2 separate regions of the Homo sapiens genome follow, and region 2 is linked to region 1. The links are chromatin contacts, found by Hi-C or POLR2A ChIA-PET in ENCODE. All regions are on one chromosome and are shown on one strand. Each heading gives the region's core, a stretch centred on a gene start or an enhancer-like site at or near the end of the contact. The rest is flanking DNA. Distances are from core to core; before and after follow the strand shown.

Region 1 (7,497 bases), core at 1,436-3,935:
CTGCCTCAGCCTCCCAAGTAGCTGGGATTACAGGCACCCGCCAACATACCCAGCCAATTTTTGTATTTTTAGCAGAGACGGGGTTTCATCATGTTGGTCAGGCTGGTCTTGAACTCCTGACCTCAGGTGATCCACCCGCCTCGGCCTCCCAAAGCGCTGGGATTACAGGCGTGAGCCACCGTGCCCGGCTGACCTAAACCAGTTTTATCTAATTAGCTGCTAAAAACAACCTGCAGTGACTCTAAGGATCGTTTTACCTAGTTGCCATTACTTGCCAATCAAAACTTGCCAGCTCCCCAAAACCTTACTAGTGACAATGAACTTTCTTAAAGAACAATATACAACAGTTCTCTTTTTTTGTTGTTTGTTTTGATATAGGGTCTTGCTTTGTTGCCCAGGCTGGAGTGTTCCGGTGTGATCACAGCTCACTGCACTCCCAAACTCCTGGGCTCAAGTGAACCTCTCATCTTGGCTTCCCAACGTGTTGGGATTACAGGCATGAGCCACTGTTCCTGGCTATATTTCTCTTTTACAAAAATAAAACCTCTAACCATCTGTTTGTTCTTCTGACGTACCAAAGACCACCCTGTTTGTGTGTATGCCCTGAATGGCAATTATTGCTTCCCAAATGTTTTAAATTTATAGATTTGTCTCTGTATTTTATTTTACTTGGACAGCCTTTTTCTTTTTCTTTTCTTTTTTTCTTTCTTTTTTTTTTTTTTTTTTTTTAGATGGAGTTTCACTTTTATTGCCCAGGCTGGAGGACAGTGGTGCAATCTGGGGCTCACTGCAACTTCTGCCTCCCGGGTTAAAGCAATTCTCCTGCCTCAGCCTCCCCAGTAGCTGGGATTACAGGTGCCCGCCCCCATGCCGGGCTAATTTTTGTATTTTTAGTAGAGATGGGGTTTTGCCATGTTGGCCAAGCTGGTCTCGAACTCCTGACCTCAGGTGATCCACCCGCCTCAGCCTCCCAAAGTGCTGGGATTACAGGCGTGAGCCACTGCGCCTGGCTTGGACAGCCTTTTTGTACCCCTGATTCCCAGGAGAACTGCTGCTCTATTTTCCCATGGCTTACCTTGAAAAGAGTAGGATACTAGAGAAAAGGATGGCTAATCACGTGTTTACAAGCCATGTTTCAGGAGATGACCCTTGTAGCCCGGATATTTATTTGCCTCACCAAAATTCAGGTTCTAGGTGTAAGCCAGGATTTGGGGGATGGAACTGAAAATGCTTCTCCAAACGGTGAAAAGCGGGCCCAGCGCAGAGGCTGAGGAGGAAGGATCACTTGAAGCCAGGAGTTCGAGACCAGCCTGGGCAACATAGAGAGACCTCCCCCCACGCCCTGCCCACCACCGCCGTCTTTACAAAAAAATTAGCCAGGCATGGTGGTGGGACCACAGGGGCACAGGCTGAGGTCAGAGGATTGCTCCAGCCCAGGAGTTCCAGGCTGCAATGAATGGTGATAAACCCACTGCACTCTTTCCTGGGCAACAGAGTGAGACCCTGTCTTAAATAAAATAAAATAAATAAATAAAAAAAAAAGAAAAGTGAAGGCAACGTTAATAAGTGTCCACTATGACATAATAATAACCAGCATCACACACACACACAAATCTTGCATATATCACAAAAATCTCAGTATGGTAATTCTGTGGAGAAAAAAAAAAAGCCCATCCAGGTAAGCATAGAAAGTGTTTTTTCATCATCTCCCTTTGACTCCAAATGAAGAAGCAGAGTTCCCAATAGCATGAACTAGATGTTGGCAGAGGAAAAAGCGAGTCCTCGTCCTATCCTGGTGTAAACTTCTGATTCTGGACAATTCTCAGTAGGATTGGCAATGACTCTTCTAGGCCTCCTTGTGATTGTTGATATATTTTTTTTAATTTAAAGTTCCGGAATACATGTCCAGGACGTGCAGGTTTGTTACACAGGTAAATGTGTGCCATGGTGGTTTGCTGTAACTATCATCCCATCACCTAGGTATTAAGCTCCGCATGTATTAGCTATTTATCTTGATGCTCCCCTCCCCCGGTTATCAGGATTTTTAAACAGTTTGCTCTAATTCACTGACAGGATTCTTTTAGAATGAATCTAAAAAAGCTGGGAATCTTTAACCTGAGCGCAGATCGGATCACGTGGAACGGTGCTGGTGTTTGTTAAAAATTCAGATTGCCCCGAATTTTCGACTCAGAGGGTCTGAAGTGGGGCTAAGATCTGCAGATTAACGGGCTCCGTGGGAGGCTCCCTGCTGGTGGCCAGTCCCGGGGTTTAGCTGTTCACTGTTGCTACTCGTGCTAAACCACGGTCTAACACTACCGACACTATTAATCGCCCTGGTCCTCAAGACAGCCGCGACCCCAGACGGGTGAGGCCCTCATCCTCTAGCACCAGATGGGGCCTGGGAACTGCTGCTTAGCAGATTCAGCTACCCACGTGGTCACCCGGGGCAACCACAAGGTCGACTCAAAAGACCAAAATAAATGTATAACGAATGCCAGGACCAAAGCCGGAATATATCTAATCATTCATTTTGAGGTTTAAACTTAAAAATGTTACATAAAAAAATAAGTAACCTGCCAAAAAATGCAGAGTGGCGGCGGGGGCGGGGGGAGAGGTGGTGAACGCGAGGGGCAGTACTTCCGGGTCAGGTGGGCCGGCTGTCTTGACCTTCTTTGCGGCTCGGCCATTTTGTCCCAGTCAGTCCGGAGGCTGCGGCTGCAGAAGTACCGCCTGCGGAGTAACTGCAAAGATGCTGTCCGTGCGCGTTGCTGCGGCCGTGGTCCGCGCCCTTCCTCGGCGGGCCGGACTGGTGAGCACCGAAGGCCGGCATGATGCAGGCGGCCGGGTGGGGCTGCAGGGTGGTGGTGCGCCGGCTCGGGCGCTCTCTGCAGGAGGGCGAGGGGCTGTGGCGAATGCCGCCATCTTGCACCCGTGGCTTCTCCGGCTGGACAGAGCAGGCGACACAGGTGCCCTTTTGCTCGTCACCTGCGCAGAGGCAGAATGGTACAGGGCAGACAGTTAACTCGATGGTGTCCAGAGACAGGGCCTCAAGATTCCTGTCTTCGGCTGACAGCGGCCCTAGAAGGGGGATCTTGGGTGAAGGTCAGGGCTTGGGCGCTAGCTCTCCGAGGCCTGTTCTGAATCGGTGAGGTTCCTCTCTTTCGATTCTTAGGGTCGCGTCCCGCTGAAGGTCAGAAAACTGCTGTCAGCTCTTGTTGAAGCTAGTCAGTGGAGTCTGACATTGTGTGAAGGTCAGCAGGCCCAGCATTTCACCTCTGCCTGGAGCTCAGTTTAGAGGAAAGGAATAAATGAAGGTGGTTTTTGGAATACTTACGTAGGCTTTCTCTTAGTGCTGAATACGAAACGACCGTGAAAACGTCCTGCAGGTGCAAAGAACCATTTCATGTGGCCAGCACTGTGACAACAGTGAAGCTGGTTTCTAAATTGTCTCTCCGGCAGAGTGTGTGCTTTGTGGCACTTGGACGTGTTTAAAGAATTTGTCCTTGAGTTTTCCACCTGGTTTTGAGTAATTTTTAGTGATGGAGAATTCAAGTAAAAGAGAACAAGGTTGGAAAATGGCTGTAAGGATTAATACCCTTCGTTATTTGTTTCCCTTGAAATTAACATGATTTCAGTGTAAACGCATTGACACTGACACTTTTTTTTTGTTCTAAAAGTAATCTCAATTTGAAAGGTGAAATAAACATGTTGGCTGTTTTGCTGCCTTAACAACCGCTGGTAGCATCTTGGGTTTCTGTTAACAAAAAAGCATTTTTAACGGTTTTCATCTAGCTCCTATGGAAGGTAGAGGCTTCAGAATTGACAGTGACCAGTCGCAGTATTACAACTTGAAGGAGAAACTGAAGGAAGTTCCAGGTGGCTGCAGGATTTGTTGAGAGAGTAAAATAAGTCCACATGCCACAACTCTTGGTTTCTAATCTAACTCTAGCATTTATTCAGTTTTTGTTTGCTTGTTTTTTTTTTTTTTTTTTTTTTTTGAGATGGTGTCTCGCTCAGTCGCCCAGGCTGGATTGCAATGGCGTGATCTCCGCCCACTGCAACCACCGCCTCCCAGGATCAAGTGATTCTCCCACCTCAGCCTCCCGAGTAGCTGGGATTACAGGCACCCGCCGTCATGCCCTGCTACTTTTTGTAGTTTTTCGTAGAGACGGGGTTTCACCATGTTGGCTAGGCTGGTCTTGAACTCCTGACGTCAGGTGATCCGCTCGCCTCGGCCTTCTGAAGTGCTGGGATTACAAGCATGAGCCGTCGTGCCCGGCCGCTTGTTGTCGTTGTTGTTGTTGTTGTTTTTAAGTAAAATTGGAACTACTTTGAGTTTTGCCCCTTGTAGGAAGCTGTTTATCTTAGAATTCCTGCAACTCCATTAAAATACATCTAAAGTCAAAATAATAAAAATTGGGTACCTTTAAAGGGAAAGACACTTACATTTTGTTAACAGTTGCTTTTTTTTTTTTTTTTTGAGACGGAGTTTTGCTTTTGTCGCCCAGGCTGGAGTGCAGTGGCGCGATCTTGGCTCACCACAACCTCTGCCTCCCAGGTTCAAGCGATTCTCCTGCCTCAGCTTCCCGAGTAGCTGGGATTACAGGCATGTGCCACCACGCCCAGCTAATTTTGTATTTCTAGTAGAGACGGGGTTTCTCCATGTTGGTCAGGCTGGTCTCCAACTCCCGACCTTAGGTAATCCGCCCGCCTTGGCCTCCCAAAGTGCTGGGATTACAGGCATGAGCCACCGTGCCCTGCCAATAGTTGCTTTTTAAAATACTGACTGCCAGGCCGGGTGCAGTGGCTGACGTCTGTAATTCCAGCACTTTGGGAGGCCAAGGTGGGTGCATCACCTGAAGTCAGGAGTTCGAGATCAACCTGGCCAACATGGCGAAACCCTGTCTCTACTAAAAATAAAAAAATTAGCCGGGCATGGTGGTGGTCGCCTGTAGTCCCAGCTACTCAGGAGGCCGAGGCATGAGAATCGCTTGAACCTGGGAGGTGAAGGTTGCAATGAGCCAAGATCGTGCCCCTGCACTCCAGCTTGGGTGACAGAATGAGACTCCGTCTCAGAAGGAAAAAAAAAATGTGTGTGTATATATATATTTACTGCCCAGTAAATATATATTTATTTACTGCCCAGTCTGGGCAATATGATGAAATCCTGTCTCTATAAAAAAAATAAGTACAAAAATTAGCCTGGCCAGGTGGCGCACTCCTGTGATCCCACCTACTGGGGAGGCTGAGGTGGGAGGATCACCTGAGCCCAGGAAGTCGAGGCTGTAGTGAGCCGTGATTGAGCCACTGCACTCCGACCTGGGTGACAAGAGTGAGACCCTGTCCCAAAAAAGAAAAAAAAATAAGCCGGGTGCGGTGCTCACGCCTATAGTTCTAGCACTTTGGGAGGCCAAGGCGGGTGGATCACTTGAGGTCAGGAGTTCGAGACCAGCCTGGCCAGCATGGTGAAACCCCGTCTCTACTAAAAATATAAAAAATTAACCTGGTGGAGGTGGCGCACCCCTGTAGTCCCAGCTACTCGGGAGGCTGAGAATCGCTTGAGACTAGGAGGTGGAGGATGCAGTGAGCCGTCTCAAAAAAACAATAATAATAAAGTACAGACTGCATTTTAAAAATATGCGAGTGTTTACTGTGTACTAGGAGCTGTATAAAAGGTTTTCACATATATCAAAAGCTACTTTCCCATTTGACATTTTAAACAAAATGCTTTATATGTAATTAGCATTTTCACCAGTACTTTGATCACACTAAGCTGGCATTTGTTTAAGCTTGTAAGTTTTATAAAGGCTTTGTTAAAAATCAAATTTTTAAGAATACTTTTGCACTAGGTCTCCAGAAATGCTTTGGGTTCATCTTTCATTGCTGCAAGGAACTTCCATGCCTCTAACACTCATCTTCAAAAGACTGGTAAGTTATTATTTCTCAGTCTACGCCGCACTTACTAGATGAAGATATAAATTACATACATCGTATAACTGTGGTGAGTTGTTTTTCATTTGTTAGTTTTTTCTCTAGTTTGTATAGACTCTCAGGTTCTTAAACCATATTGTTACCATTTAGCCCTGTCATGGTTCTCTTGTTATAGTCAAATGAACTACTGTTACATATTTTTCTTTTGATATTAGTATGGCTTCTTTGTTCTGGTAATGGCCCTTGGGTAGAAACAGAAAGAACATACACTAGGTAATGGAATCTTTGTGACCTCTGGAAGACTTCCTTTTTCCTTTTCTAAAAGGCATTAGAAAAAATGTAAGTTCTTATTGATAGGTTTTCTTATTCGTTTTCTTTTTTTTTGAGACAGAATCTTGCTCTGTCGCCAGGCTGGAGTGCAGTGGCAAGATCTCGGCTCACTGCAACCTCTGTCTCCTGAGTTCAAGCAATTCTACTGCCTCAGTCTCCTGACTAGCTGGGATTACAGGCATGCACCACCATGCCCGGCTAATTTTTTGTATTTTAGTAGAGACAAGGTTTCACCATGTTGGCCAGGATGGTCTCGATCTCCTGACCTTGTGATATGCCTGCCTCGGCCTCCCAAAGTGCTGGGATTAAAGGCGTGAGCCACTGCACCGGTCCACTGATAGGTTTTATTTTTTCAAAGGCAGTAGCTACTAGATATTTGGCAATCTGTGAACTTGCACATTACAGATGCAGTAGAGAAGTGGGGAGGCAAGCATAGGAAGACACTATAAGTTGGGGAATTTCTTTGGAGATGAGTATTTGGACTTTTAAAATAAAGGTTAAATATATATGTGTGTGAGAGTGTGTGTGTATATGTGTGTGTGTGTGTGTGTGTGTATGTGTACACACACCCCCACGTTCAGCATATATGTTTTTCTTTTTTCTTTTTTTTTTGAGATGGAGTTTTGCTCTTGTTGCCCAGGCTGGAGTGCAGTGGCATGATCTGGGCTCACTGCAGCCTCTGCCTCACGGGTTCAAGTGATTCTCCTGCCTCAGCCTCCCGAGTAGGTGGGATTACAGGTGCCCACCACCACACCCAGCTAATTTTTGTATTTTTTGTAGAGACAAGGTTTCACCATGTTAGCCAGGCTGGTCTCGAACTCCTGACCTCAGGTGATCCACCTGCCTTGGCCTCCCAAAGTGGTGGGATTACAGACATGAGGCACTGTGCGTGGCCTCCTTTTTTTTGAGACTCTGTTGCCCAAGCTGGAGTGCAGTTGCGCCATCTCAGCTCACTGCAACCTCCACCTCCCAGGTTCAAGTGATTCTCCTGAGTCAGCTTCCCTAGTGGCTAGGATTACAGGCACGCACCACCACACCTGGCTAATTTTTGTATTTTTAGTAGAGATAGAGTTTCGCCATGTTGGCCTGGCTGATCTCAAAGCCCTGACCCCAGGGGATCCGTCTACCTTGGCCTCCCAAAGTGCTGGGATGTTTTTTTATTTTGTTTTGTTTTGTTTTTTGAGACAGAGTTTCGCTCTGTTGCCCAAGCTGGGGTGCAGTAGCGTAGTCTTGGCT
Region 2 (7,497 bases), core at 3,380-5,879, 37 kb before region 1:
CCAATTTAGTAGAGACAGTGAAACCCCATCTGTACTAAGAATACAAAAATTAGCTGGGCATGGTGGCACACGCCTGTAATCCCAGCTACTCAGGAGGCTGAGGCAGGAGAATCGATTGAACCCGGGAGGAGGAGTGTGCAGTGAGCCGAGATTGTGCCATTGCACTCCAGCCTGGGTGACAGAAAGAGACTCCATCTCAAAAAAAAAAAAAGAAAAAAAATCTGTTCATTGAAAGATGCTATTAAAAGGGCAAAAAGGCAAGCCACAGAATAAGAGAAGACATTTGCAATATTTTAGCAGGTAAAGAGCTAATATCCAGAATATATAAAGAACTGCCACAAATCAATAAGAAAAAGGCACAGTCTAATAGAAAAATGGGCAAAAGACTAAACAGCCAATTTACAAAACAGAGTATCTAATTAGCCAACAAGTATGTGAAAATGTTCTTAACCTCATTAATCATATAGAAATGTCAAACTAAAACTAGAATTGTTTACTACTAACACTCAAAAAATAGTTTAACTTTTTTTTTTTTTTTGAGACGGAGTCTTGTTCTTTCGCCCAGGCTGGAGTGCAGTGGCGTGATCTCGGCTCACTGCAACCTCCACCTCCCGGGTTCAAGCGATTCTCTTGCCTCAGCTGGGATTACAGGCACCTGCCACCACGCCTAGCTAATTTTTGTATTTTTAGTAGAGACAGGGTTTTACCATGTTGGCGAGGCTGGTCTTAGACTCTTGACTTCAAGTGATCCACTCACCTCAGCCTCCCAAAGTGTTAGGATTACAGGCATGAGCCCCTGTGCCCAGCCTAAAAAAATTTTTAATAGCAATACCAAGGATTTATGAGAAGGTGGAGCAACGGGAACTCTCACACACATAGCTGATGAAAGTGTAAATTAAAACACTCATTTTGGAAAACTTTTTGTAGATTTTTCTAAAGTTGAACATACTAGCAATTTTAGTCCTACATATCCACTTTACATAAATGCACACATATGCATACTAAATAACATGTATGAGAATGTACATAGCAGTTTTATTCATAAGAACGCCAAGTAGAAGCAACACAAATGTCCATCAACAGTAGAATGGGTAAATAAAACAATGAAGTATTCTAAAGTAGGGCACTATTGCCATTTTGGGTGAGATAACTTTTTGCTGTGAGGGGCTAACCTGTGTATACCAAATACTATTTAGCAGCGCCACTGTCCTCTACCCACTAGACTGCAGTACAACTAGCACTACCCTAGCTGTGACAACCAACAATGTCTCCAGAGATTGTCGAATGTCCCCAAGGGAGATTAAATCATCACCAATTCCCACCCCCAAGAATCACTGCTCTAAAGTCAACAGAAATAAACTAACTTCTGCTACGGGCAACGTTATAGACAAATGTCAAATACGTAATGTGTGAAAGTGGCTAGGCACAAAAGTACATGCTGTCTGATTTCATTTAAATAAAGTTCTAAAACAGGAAATACTAATCAACATAATACAACTTGGGATCTTCATGACTTTGGGAGAAGGTACTGACTGGGAGGGGACATAAGAAAGGTGGTCTCCGGCCGGGTGCCGTGGCTCACGCCTGTAATCCCAGCACTTTGGGAGGCCAAGGCGGGCGGATTACCTGAGGTCAGAAGTTTGAGACCAGCCTGGCCAACATGGTGAGACCCCGTCTCTACTAAAAATACAAAAATTAGCAGGGCGTGGTGGAACACGCCTGTAATCCCAGCTACTCGGGCTGAGACAGAAGAATTGCTTGAGCCTGGGAGACGGAGGTTGCAGTGAGCCGAGATCTTGGCACTGCACTCCAGCCTGGCCAACAGAGTAAGACTTTGTCTCAAAAAAAAAAAAAAAAAAAAAAAAAGGTGGTTTCTGATGATACTTTATATGAACCCTAATCTGGGTAATATTTCCAGGGGTGTGTTACTTTGTGAAAGTTTATCAAGCCATACCCTTCTGGTTTTGCTATATATACTCTGCTTTAAAGAAAGGTTACTCAAGAATATATGTTTGTGAATCTGGAGATGAGGAGAGACATAATTCTAGAATATGAAGCAAATGTTAAAATGTTACTCTAAAAAATACAAACAGTAGGGAATCTGACATCTCAATTTGGAAGAGAAAGAAAAACTGAGCTTTGTTAGAACAACAGGTGGCAGGAAAAGAAGTGGCAAAGCTGAGTAAAAAGAAAGAAAAGAAATCTTCTTTCCCCAAAGAATAGAAAGTGAGCTAAAGCAGAAAATTCAACCCAGGACTCGAAGGTAAAAAGCATTTCTACTCTGGCAGAAACTGCTAGTTACTCATGTTAATCCTTCCTGTCATTCTTCCTTAACTAACAGAATCGCAAATTTATTCTGTGCAACAATTTGACCACTAAAACACTACATTTTCTAGCCCTTCTCGCAAGTAACCTTTTTCAAACTGATGTGGACACGATTGCTGATGCTGCAGCAGCCATCATATAACCATAAGGTGACCTTGAGGAGGGAAATGTAGTGGAGCACAAAGAAGGAACTTTGAATCCCTGATGACTATAGAGGCTGCCACCTCCAACCTGGACTGCCTGCCTCTGGTATTTTACATAAAAGAGAAATAAACCTCTCTTTTGCTTAAACCATGTTTTTTGTGTTTTCTGTCACATGCAGCTAAATGCAATTCAAAACTGACACAGTGACCCAGAGCTGCATGTGACAGAAAACACAAAAACATGGTTTAAATAAAAAGAGAGGTGTATTTCTCTTTTATGTGATTGCATTTAGCTGCAGATGACAGGAAATATATCAAAAACAGAAAAACATTTGTCTATAATGTTGCATGTAGAAGTCTGGCCAAGAGAGAGCATTGGGAATTATAAACCTGAGCTGATGATCCTTGGCAGCAATAGAACCATAGTTGCCAACACAGCACAGCACAGGGGATGGGGCAGAGACAACAAAGTATCAAGAAGAATCCCGAATCTTTATACACATAGGAGGAAAACATGGACACTGAATGTGTACCATGTATTAAAAATGCATTAGGCAGTCACAGTGGCTCACGCCTGTAATCCCAGCACTTTGGGAGGTGATTACACTTTGTAATCACCTGAGGTCAGGAGTTCCAGACCAGCCTGACCAAACATGGCGAAATCCCGTCTCTACTAAAAATACAAAAATTAGCTGGGTGTGGTGGTGGGCGCCTGTAATCCCAGCTTCTGGGAGGCTGAGACAGGAGAATTGCTTGAACCAGGAAGGCGGAGGTTGCAGTGAGCTGAGACCGTGCCATTGCAATCCAGCCTAAGCAACAAGAGCAAAACACCATCTCAAAAAAAAAAAAAAGTGTATATTTTTGGATTTGAATAGCTAAAAGTCTAGAGGGATACACTCCAATGAGAGTAGTTACCCTTAGGGAGTAGAATTGGAGATAGGAGTGGAAATAATCTTAGACTTTTTTTTTTTTTGAGATGGAGTCTTACCCTATTGCCCAGGCTGGAGTGCAGTGGTGCAATCTTGGTTCACTGCAACCTCCGCCTCCTGGGTTCAAGGGATTCTCCTGCCTCAGCCTCCCAAGTAGCTGGGATTACAGGCACCCGCCACCATGCCCAGCTAATTTTTTGTATTTTTAGTAGAGACGGGGTTTCACCATCTTGGACAGGCTAGTCTTGAACTCCTGACCTCGTGATCCACTTGCTTCGGCCTCCCAAAGTGCTGGGATTACAGGCGTGAGCCACTGCGCCCGGCCTGATCTTAGACTTTTAAGTTTTATATATTTTAGAATTGTTGGAAATGCTTACAATAGGCAGGTATTTTTGTGGTTAAAAGTTGTTTGGAGTTTTTGTTGTTGTTGTTGTTTTATGAAATTTGTTGTTTTACATTTGAGGAGCTTGGGTATCTCCCGTCTAGATTTCTAAAGTAGATAAAAGCTAGCTATAGGGATTGAGGTTTTAATTAGAGTTTAGCCAAAGGTAAGTGATGAGGAGGAAAAATCTTTGGGATGGGAAGTAAGCAATTTGCATTCTGATCTTGACTGGCTGTGACATCTGGGCCGTCGTTTTACTTCTTTGGGCCTTAGTTTCCTTGTCTGTAAGACTAAAATTTGCACTGGACAGTCCCTTCCAGCCTGACATTCTGTAAATTTATAAATTGCCTCTCTGAGATTGAGGGGAAATTCTTATTTATCTTTGTAACTCCTCTTCTAACACATAGTGCTTATTAATACTTGTTAAGAAATGAGTGAGTGATGTGTGAGGACGGTAAGGCAGCTGTGATATCCATTTTGACATCGCAGAATTTACATGATGTCTTTAAAGATCATATTGCTAAGTAGCATAAGGGCTAGGTTTCCTGTTCGGTGTCTGAATATGCTGCAGAAAATCTGGATCCTGAAAAAGTAGAGAGAGCAATTCTCTCTCCCAACACTGTGGAGGCAGCCTGTCAGCCCACAACTGCTGCTGCAGAATTTAAAGGAAACCAAAAATGTGAGAGCAGGGTACTGCAAGATAAGTCTAAAAATATACACCTGCACAACGTGAGAGGAAGCTGCGCTAGGATCAGAAGGACGTCCATGCATCATGGTACTAAATAAAGCTGACAGACTGCCCTCTTTGGGTGGCATCTCATCTAACCCACAACATCAGCAATCCAGACACAGGGTCACAGCCAGCCTGCAGTGAGCCATCTGTCACGTGCTCCTATGACAATCCACAAGAAAAAGTTCTCCTGGCAATCAAACAAGTTCCAAGGACATTTACACACAATCCTCAGTCCACTCTTAAAATAGCTGCACATTTTCACAAGGGATATCTTTTCATTCATGATGCACTTCTTATCCAATATTGAGCTTCGCATGCTTCCCATGGAACAGAGGCTGTCTCAATTTATTCTATTCTAATGGTAACTTGACCCCTTGCCTAGGCTGCGAGTTCTTAATTAAGTAGCAGCCAACACAAATCTCTTGACTGTATTGCCCCTCCCGCAGGCAGAACTTCGGGGCAAAGAAAGTCTTGGGCTTCAATATACAATGGTTCCTAGATTTGTGCCATCCTGTCTGATCTGCTCAGACAACTGAATTTGGGAAAGAAAGTTTCATAGACTTAGACATAGGGGCCTAATGAAGCAGAACGGTCAAAACGAGGTCTCTAAAGCTGGCTTAAGACAGACACAACTACACACAATATACGATCCTGGATTGGGAAAACAACTGTTATAAAGTGCATTACAGGCCGGGCATGGTGGCTCACGTCTGTAATCCCAGCACTTTGGGAGGCCGAGGCAGGGAGATCACCTGAGGTCAGGAGTTCGAGACCAGCCTAGTCAACATGGTGAATCCCCATCTCTATTAAAAATACAAAAAAATTTAGCCAGGCATGGTGGTGGACACCTGTAATCCCAGCTACTCGGTAGGCTGAGGCAGGAGAATTGCTTGAACCTGGGAGGCAGAGGTTGCAGTGAGCCAAGATTGTGCCACTGCACTCCAGCCTGGGCAACAAGAGCAAAACTCTGTCTCGAAATAATAATAATAATAATAATAATAACAGTAAGAGCATTACAGAGACAATGGAGAAATTTGAGTATGGATTATATATATTATCAATGTTAACTTGATACTTTTCTTTTTTTTTTTTTTGAGACAAAGTCTCCCTCTTGTTTCCCAGGCTGGAGTGCAATGCCGTGATCTCAGCTCACTGCAACCTCTGATTCCCAAGTTCAAGCAATTCTCCTGCCTCAGCTTTCTGAGTAGCTAGGACTACAGGCGCTTGCCACCATGCCCGGCTAATTTTTGTATTTTTAGTAGAGACGGGGTTTCACCATGTTGGCCAGGCTGGTCTCGAACTCCTGACCTCAGGTGATCCACCCTCCTTGGCCTCCTAAAGTGCTGGGAATACAGGCATGAGCCACCATGCCCAGCCCCCAAATTGATAACATTTAGTAATATTGTATCAATGTTAAATTCCCTGTTTTTGATCATTTCACAGTGGTTATCTCAGAATGTCTCTGTTCTTAGGAGACAAGTGGAGAAGTATTTAGGAGTAACGTGGTGGTTCTCTACAGTCAGACATGCAGTGTAGGGATCAGAAGTGGAGACAAAAATATGGAGGCTCCTCCCTCTCACGCCACCATCTCCCCATAAATGTGTGTGTATTTGATGTTTCCAAGATATATGCAGGTTAGAGACCTAGAAATGGAATTATAGCAAAAATTTTAATTTTGGACTGCCTTAAATGTTTGCTTGTCCACACCCCACATTCCTCCCGGCACATCAAGGCAAAGAGACAGAAGGTCCTTGGAGCAGCTGCCCCTGTCTCCTCCAGGATCTACTCCACTCCTCTGTGCTCTCTGGACCCAGCTTTCCTGGCTTCCTGACGAGCTGCACTCCCTATCCCACCACCTTTTTTATAACTCCAAATGTTATTGGAACAAGTAAGCAAAGGAGATTCACTTTAGATTCTGGAGGCAAGAAAATATTATGAATAATGCAATCTCTATTTATTTAAAAATTTACATAACATGGCAAATTTCCTAGTCTTTTCAAAGAACCAACTTTTGGTTTGTTTATCCTCTCCTTTGTGTTTATTTTCCATGTCATTATTATTATAACTCCAAATGTTATTGGAACAAGTAAGCAAAGGAGATTCACTTTAGATTCTGGAGGCAAGAAAATATTATGAATAATGCTATCTCTATTTATTTAAAAATTTACATAACATGGCAAATTTCCTAGTCTTTTCAAAGAACCAACTTTTGGTTTGTTTATCCTCTCCTTTGTGTTTATTTTCCATGTCATTATTATTATTTTTTGAGTCAGGGTCTCACTCTATCACCCAGGCTGGAGTACAATGGCACAGTCTTGGCTCACTGCAACCTCCTCCTCCTGGGCTCAAGTGATCCTCCCACCTCAGCCTCCCAAGTCGCTGAAACTAAAGGCACCAGCTGCCACACACAGCTAATTTTTGGTATTTTGGTAGAGGCAGGGTTTCCTAATGTAGTTCAGGCTGGTCTCAAATTCCTGAGCTCAAGCGATCCTCCTGCCTCAGCCTCCCAAAGTGCTGGGATTACAGGTGTGAGCCACTGCACCCAGCCCCCATTAATCATTTTGTTACCGTTTCTTGGTCAATGTTTTTTTGTTTGTTTGTTTTTTGTATTTTGGTTTTTTCTGAGACAGAGTTTCGCTCTTGTTGCTAAGGCTGGAGCGCAATGGCGCAATCTCGGCTCACTGCAACCTCCATCTCCTGGGTTTAAGCGATTCTCCTGTCTCAGCCTCCTGAGTAGCTGGGATTACAGACGCATGCCACCACACCCAGCTAATTTTTGTATTTTTAGTAGAGACGGGGTTTCATCATATTGGTCAGGCTGGTCTCAAACTCCTGACCTCAGGTGATCCACCAGTCTTGGTCTCCCAAAGTGCTGGGATTACAGGTGTGAGCCACTGGGCCCAGCCTGGTCAATGTTTTTTATATTTACCCACATACACATATTTGCCACATTCTTTGCAGTTTATTCTCCATTGTGTTCCAGGC

Evidence for each region. A loop is a pair of places that touch in the nucleus more often than their neighbours do. ChIA-PET counts read pairs that join two places held with the same protein, here RNA polymerase II (POLR2A). Pooled maps may share reads with other maps.
Region 2: a map of transverse colon shows a loop between it and region 1 (30-fold over the local background). The contact joins the enhancer-like site here to the promoter of ATP5F1A in region 1. A Hi-C loop is called at or near these places in 2 of 168 maps with a recorded cell type or tissue (gastrocnemius medialis and transverse colon) and 1 of 50 pooled maps. POLR2A ChIA-PET finds 5 or more read pairs at or near these places in 11 of 52 experiments (AG04450, Caco-2, H1 and 7 more).

The regions. Positions count from the first base shown.
Region 1 is chr18:46,093,484-46,100,980 of GRCh38, reverse strand. It overlaps ATP5F1A (ATP synthase F1 subunit alpha), which reads left to right and starts at 2,685. Exons shown (of 12, transcript NM_004046.6): 1 at 2,685-2,809; 2 at 5,850-5,928. The coding sequence starts at 2,750. RefSeq lists enhancers at 3,020-3,169, 2,086-3,285, 3,260-3,319.
Region 2 is chr18:46,132,528-46,140,024 of GRCh38, reverse strand. No RefSeq gene overlaps it. Among named protein-coding and RNA genes, the nearest start is that of HAUS1, 32 kb to the right of the region's middle. Within about 2 kb of position 4,629, at least 2 of the 41 ENCODE cell types and tissues checked have a DNase peak (open chromatin) inside an H3K27ac peak, as active enhancers do; they include gastrocnemius medialis, where a contact is called at or near this core.